Regions from separate parts of the Homo sapiens genome. Here region 1 is linked to region 2. A link is a contact called in ENCODE Hi-C or POLR2A ChIA-PET data. All regions are on one chromosome and are shown on one strand. Each heading gives the region's core, a stretch centred on a gene start or an enhancer-like site at or near the end of the contact. The rest is flanking DNA. Distances are from core to core; before and after follow the strand shown. Region 1 overlaps ARHGAP26 (Rho GTPase activating protein 26). Region 2 overlaps LINC01844 (long intergenic non-protein coding RNA 1844).

Region 1 (3,139 bases), core at 301-2,800, 34 kb before region 2:
ATCAAGAGACGAAGCAGATAGGAGAGTGCCACACTTGGAGACATGAGTTAAAAATCCTAAGGAATCCCGGCACTTTGGGAGGCCGAGGTGGGCGGATCACGAGATCAGGAGATCGACACCATCCTGGCTAACACAGTGAAACCCTGTCTCTACTAAAAATACAAAAAATTAGCCGGGCATGGTGGTGGGCGCCTGTAGACCCAGCTACTTGGGAGGCTGAGGCAAGAGAATGGCATGAACTCAGGAGGGAGGCGGAGCTTGCAGTGAGCCGAGATCGCGCCACTGCACTCCAGCCTGGACAACAGAGCAAGACTCCATCTCAAAAAAAAAAAAAAAAAAAAATCCTAAGGAAGTGGTTGCCTAGGGATGAGAGGTAGGGATGGAAAGAATGGCAGATATTAGCTAAGGACTACAGGATTGCTTTGGGGGAATGATGAAAATATGCTAATATTAATCGTGAAGATGAATGCAAAATCCTGTGCATATACTAAAAGCCATTGAATTGTATGCTGCAAATGGGTAAATTGTGTCGTGTGAATTGTATCTCAAAAAAGCTGTTTTTAAAAAACATCGTCCATGGTCTCTGCCTACCATCGCCTACCCCCATGCTGCCCATTTGGGGAGCTCAGTAATATGGCTGATTGAGACGGCACATTAAGAGATATGAGTCATCCTTCTCCAGTTTGACATTTTACAAGTTTCTTGCTTAACCATCAAAAAACAAATTGTCTTTCTTAAAGAGACTCAGTTTAGGGGCAGTAAGGATTAGACTCCTTAGGAAAACAAGCAAAATTTAAGTTATCTTCAACTGGTGATCATCTTCATGTACAAATTACGTACGGTTTCAAGCACAAAATCCCAAGCAAGCCCCACTGGGCTGTGTCTTTTCCTTGCAGTATGGTATGAAGTTAAGCTGGCCAGGAGAGGTGGGGGAGATGAGAAGCAAGCCAAAGTTATATCCCAAAAGACACAGAGGCCAAAAGCTATCAGTTCCACTCCAATTTCCTATGCAATGGAGCAGAGCTTCCCTGCTGGGGAACCGATTACAAGCATGCTGGCTACGTAAGAGGAAACAGGCTTTCTTTCCAGAGAGAAACCCATCTTGCTGCTCTAAACAGAGCTGGCAGCATGGTAGTCTGCTGACCTTGCACACTGAGCTCTGGGCAGCTTCGGTCAGAAGGCCGGCAGATTGTGGCAAGTCCTGGCCAGCAGACACAGATGCAGCAGGAGCATCTGGATGCCGAAGCCTACGGATGCTGAGGCACTCGCCTCCAGTGCCTGCCCTGGCCTCCACAATGACATATTGTCCACAGCAGGGGTGGTGTGGCTGATGATCTGCTGGGTAAGTCGCCCACGGTAAAGTCTGTGTCAAACATTTCAGTGCACTAGTCAGATACAAATGCAAGAAAACCTTATTTTTGGAAGAGCAACCCACAGATTTTCTTAAGAAGCAAATAGCAGAGTGAAAGCAGCACTAATTTCCTGGTGGTGACACCCTGGGATCACACCAGCAGCAGCTGTGGTCTGCCCAGTCATCCAGCCCTGCTTTAAAAGGGTGAGAACCAGCTGAGATCAGAACAGAGACAGCAGTATTTGCCAGAAATGAGTTGCCCAGGGGCACCTCCAGGTAGAAGGGGGAGATCAGCTCTCTCTGGGTTTAAGGCATCTCAGCTCCAGAGCCATCACCCAGTCTCTCTCCTCCTCTCCCCAGATCCTGAGTTCCCCTTGCTGTGCAACAGCTCAACCAGCTCATTATGCTTCCTGAATGTTTTTAAAGAAAAAAAAAATGTGAAACATAATTACAGGCTCTGACCCCAAATGACTTTAACCCTGACAAGAGCACCCAAGACTCACTGTGGGAATACAGTTTCCCTGTGATTGCCCAGGAGCAAAAGTTTCCTTTCAGGAGCTCCCCCACATCCGCTGGCAATGCTGCTGAAGGGTTCCCGCTCACAGGCCAAGCTCACGGAACAACTGGATCCCAGGCGTGGAGCCACACTGGCTGACATGTTCTCAAGCTGCTAGAACTTTTACGCTTCTGAAACCCTCCTGCATCATTCCTAGGCCTGCAGTAATGCAAACACCCTCCAGATATCTGAGATGTGCCCACGAGGCTGGAGAGCACAGCTGTGCACATTAAGGAAGAACAGGATTTGGGGACCAGATTTATGCAGAATCTCTGCTGACCTATTTAGACCTAATGTGTGGTCCAAGGACTCCCACCATGCAAATCACTTGGGGTGAGATGGAAGGGAGTGGGGGCGGGGGTATAGGAAATTCGGGTTTCCAGACCTGCCTAGAGCTCATGCATCAGCATTTCCTTGGGTAAAGCCAGAGAATCTGCAGTTAGGGGAATTCTTGTACACCTTCACTTTTAAGAACCACTATCTTACAAGGACACTCTAAAGGCAGATTCCAATAACAGGTCACTTACCACAGGCCTGCTTACACTGCTAAGCATAATATCTACAATTATCTCAGCTGCTCCTCACAATAATATTGTAAGGTATAATAGATATTTATTATCCTCCCTTGCACTTATGCTGTTTTCTCCAGTTTCATCTCCAAAGGTCAAATCCAAAGGCCTCCAAACAGTCCTCACCTAAACTGGCCAGGATGAAACATCAAGTCATCAAAGCCTCTCCAACTCTCTGCTACCCACCTGCTAAATGTGGATGCTCCCTATGGTTTCAGCTTCCACTCTCTTCTCTCACTCCATGCCAGGCGTTCTTCACCCTTGCTGCACATTAGAATCACCTGGGGAGTTTTTAAAATGTCCCATGCCCAGACTGCAACCCAGCCAAATTATATCAGAATCTCTGAAGGTGAGTCCTGAGCTCCTCAGGTGATTTCAATGGACAGCAGAGGCTAAGGACCCCTGCGTGGGTCTCACTCTTATAGATTCAGTCACTCCCAGGGCCTCAAATACCACCTGGAGAGAGCCAAACCTATACCTGTAGCCCTCATCTTCCTCCAGAGTTCCAGACTTGTGCTTCCCACAGCCTTGTGGGTGTCTCCACCTGCATGCCCTGCAGGAACTCAGCAAGGACAAACCTTACTTCACTCTGTATCCCCCATCACACACCACGATTCCTCTCCTGTATGCAGTTCAGCCATCCTCCCAAGGCCTAAGAAGGAA
Region 2 (3,185 bases), core at 320-2,819:
TATTTATGCATATTGCTACCGCTTTTATGCAATTTCCTTGGCGCTACTTTTCGCTTTGGTTGGTTTAATTGTTAGACCGATAGCAAGATGACTTTAGCAGTCCTGGGAGTCAGATTCAAACCTGACAACGTCCAGAGAGAGAAGACTATTTTTAAGAAAAAGAAAATGTAGGCTAATCAGGATCTACCTTGGAATTGGGAATTGGGTCACCTCCCCTGAGTCACTGGGGAAGGGATGGACACCTGATCATAATTAAGTTCTATTAGAAAGGAAGTAGGTGAGCGGATATTGGGTCAACAATGCACTTGTCCAAAGTATCTTTCTTCCTTCCATCATTCATTCATTCATCTATTCATTCATCCAGAATAGTTTAGGTTTAATCATATGAATATGCTTTTTTGTAAATCAAAAGTAGTCAAATAACCATAATTTGAAAAGGTTAAGCAACGTTTATCAAGCCTGTATGACAGTGGGAGGCATGGAGCTAGATGTTAGGACTATTAACACCTAAATTAATAGCAATTAAAGGTGCTAAGTTCAAGAAAGGGAAAGAACAGGACCAGCTATATAATCTGCAGAACCCAGTGAAAAATGAAAATGGAGGACCCCTGGTTCAAAAAGTATTAAGAACTTCAGGATGGTGACAGCAGAGCATTAAACCAAGCATGGAGTCCTTCTAAGTGCAGAATGACTGTACATATTGCATGTCCATGAATCTGGCTCTGGGAAAGACCAGATGACCACAGAAAGAACAGCAAGGACCCTAGTTTAGATTGAGCTGGGGGAAGAGGGTGTTAGGAAGGCCTCTCTGAGGAGGTAATATTTAAACAAGGACCTGAAGGGTGGATAGGAGTACCCAGGTAAAGAGTTGAGGAATGCAGCTTCCTAGAAGAAGAATAGCACTCTCCCATCTTCTCCATCCTCCAGGTTGGTTAAGAGACTTAGCATTAGCCTGTCTTCATCAGCTGTGAGGAAACAAGATAAAGGTAACAGATCTTTTCCTGTTTGTGCCAGCTCAGGCCTATTTCCCAACCCTTTTTTGTATTCTAGATCTTGGCACTTGGGTACACTACCCGTATAATCTGATCCTCCCCCTTTAATACTGTAGATAGTCAGGACTACCCAAGAGGGGTCCCAGCCTTGCTCCTTGCTCAATGCTTAATATGCTCAATGCTTAGTATGCTCAACGGTAGATGCTTTCTAGGAAACAGCCTAACCTGCCTGATCCACTTGGTGCAGGCTTGTCACAAATAGGGAAAGACCTCTCCCTGTCCTCACATTCCCTCAAACCTCAAACCATGAAATCAGCTAACACAAATTGGACCTCAAAAAATGTTGTCAACAAACCCAAACCTTTCCCCTAAAATTACTAAATTCATCCATTTTGCATTGCTATAAAGGAATACCCAAGACTGGGTACTTTATAAAGAAAAGTATATTTGGCTCATGGTTCTGCAGGCTGTACAAAAAGCATGGCACCAGCATTTGTTTCTGGTCAGGACTTTAGGAAGCTTTTACTCATGGAGGAAGGTGAAAGGAGAGAAGATGAGTCATATGGTGAGAGAGGAAGCAGGCGAGATGGAGGAGAGGCGCCAGGCTTTTTAAACAACCAGCTCTCGCATGAACTAATAGAGTAAGAACTCACTCATTATGGCAAGGAGGGCACCAAGCCATTCATGAGAGATTTGCCTCTGTGACCCAAACACTTCCCACTAGGCCCTACTTCCAACATTGGGGGATCACATTTCAACATGAGATTTGGTGGGGACAAATATTCAAACTGTATCATACCTTATCCCATTTTTATTTCTGCAATGTTCTTTTCCTATATCAGATCCTATGGAAATTTGATGATGTAGTGGGCCTCCAAGTTGGTTGTAAGCAGAATCACACAAGAAGCTTATTAAAAATACAGATGCCCCAGCCCTATGCCAAACCTAGCTTCTCTATTTTTAGCAAGCTCCACAGGTAATTCTGATGCACTGCCAAGTCTCTGAACCACTGCTTTAGCCAACTGGATGGAATAAGGGAAATTCCCATTTGGCTGGTAGGAGTCAGAACATTTCCTTTCTGCCACTACCTGTGGCTCCTGGGCAAACTACTTTAATTCAGTTCCTCAGTTGTCCCTTTAAGTAAAGTGATGATTCCTCCATGATATCTCTGCCCTAGAAGCTTGCGTAGTATGAAAGTATTGATATCTTCCCATGATCTAGTCCCACTTTGGGTGGCCAAGCCTCAGTTTCCTCAAGGAACTACCTGCCCCTCACTGACTGGAGGAAGGCTTTGTAGGACTGTCAATCAAGGTGCTCTGCTGCCCTCTGGCTGCCCCCTGGGCCCAAGACCCAAGTTTGGCCAACCAGATTTTCTCTCCCAGGAAATTAAATACTGAGAGAGCTGAAGCAGAGACAAAATAAATGAAGTTGATTCATCTGGTACGGGTGACCCCAAAAATCTGTTAGTTTCTGCTTCCTAAGCTGTTGCCCTGGTTCTTGTGCTCTCAGAAACCTGGTTTTTCAGCCTTTCCCTCAGATCTGTAAGCAACCCTGATAGCCTTGGAATAAATTGTTTCTTTTGCCTAAGTGAGCCAGAGTTAGTTCTGTTGCTTGCCACCAAAGAATTCTAACTGATTCTCACAATCAAGATCTTTGATAGAGTGTTGTATATAATAATGATGTCATAGCTTCCATTCTTATAAAGCCATTGTGAATGATTCTCTTGTAGCTAAAGTGACCGTTCTATAGAAGGTCAAAAGTTTGTTTTAATAATGACATCTTTGTTCCAGTAATTCCAGACAGTGAAAATTTCTCAATAGTGTAAGAGGTTATTCACTGTCCTGCTGAAATATCTTAAGTGGAAACAGGCCTTGGGTAAATACTCTTCCTCTAAACAAAGCTTATTGTTCTGGACCCAGGGAAGGAAAGGACAAGAGAAAAAAGAAAAAGGAAAAAAGTTTGGGCTCAGTTTAAACCAGCTCCCATTCAGCTATATCTGCCCTTTACATACAAATTTAATAAAAAGTTGACTCTTTATGTATTTTTTTAAAGGCTGGAAATTGCATCCGAATACACATTTTAAGGGGTGACTTGCAGAGAAAATAGCTTCAGTGATTGAACCCTTTTCTCTCATCAGCCTATATTTTATTTCTACCCCCATCTCATTGTTACAGTTTTTACTCTTTCTTATTG

Evidence for each region. A loop is a pair of places that touch in the nucleus more often than their neighbours do. ChIA-PET counts read pairs that join two places held with the same protein, here RNA polymerase II (POLR2A). Pooled maps may share reads with other maps.
Region 1: a loop to region 2 is called in a pooled map, with 4 times the contacts of the local background. The contact joins two enhancer-like sites. A Hi-C loop is called at or near these places in 5 of 168 maps with a recorded cell type or tissue (CD4-positive, alpha-beta memory T cell, CD8-positive, alpha-beta T cell, MCF 10A and 2 more), 2 of 37 single-sample maps with no recorded cell type and 9 of 50 pooled maps. POLR2A ChIA-PET finds 5 or more read pairs at or near these places in 12 of 52 experiments (CD4-positive, alpha-beta T cell, CD8-positive, alpha-beta T cell, Caco-2 and 8 more).

Annotation. Positions count from the first base shown.
Region 1 is chr5:142,782,127-142,785,265 of GRCh38, reverse strand. All of the region lies in intron 1 of ARHGAP26 (Rho GTPase activating protein 26), which reads right to left. Among named protein-coding and RNA genes, the nearest start is that of ARHGAP26, 13 kb to the right of the region's middle. Within about 2 kb of position 1,550, at least 12 of the 41 ENCODE cell types and tissues checked have a DNase peak (open chromatin) inside an H3K27ac peak, as active enhancers do.
Region 2 is chr5:142,747,900-142,751,084 of GRCh38, reverse strand. The region is part of intron 1 of LINC01844 (long intergenic non-protein coding RNA 1844); the gene reads right to left. Among named protein-coding and RNA genes, the nearest start is that of LINC01844, 3.9 kb to the right of the region's middle. Within about 2 kb of position 1,569, at least 3 of the 41 ENCODE cell types and tissues checked have a DNase peak (open chromatin) inside an H3K27ac peak, as active enhancers do.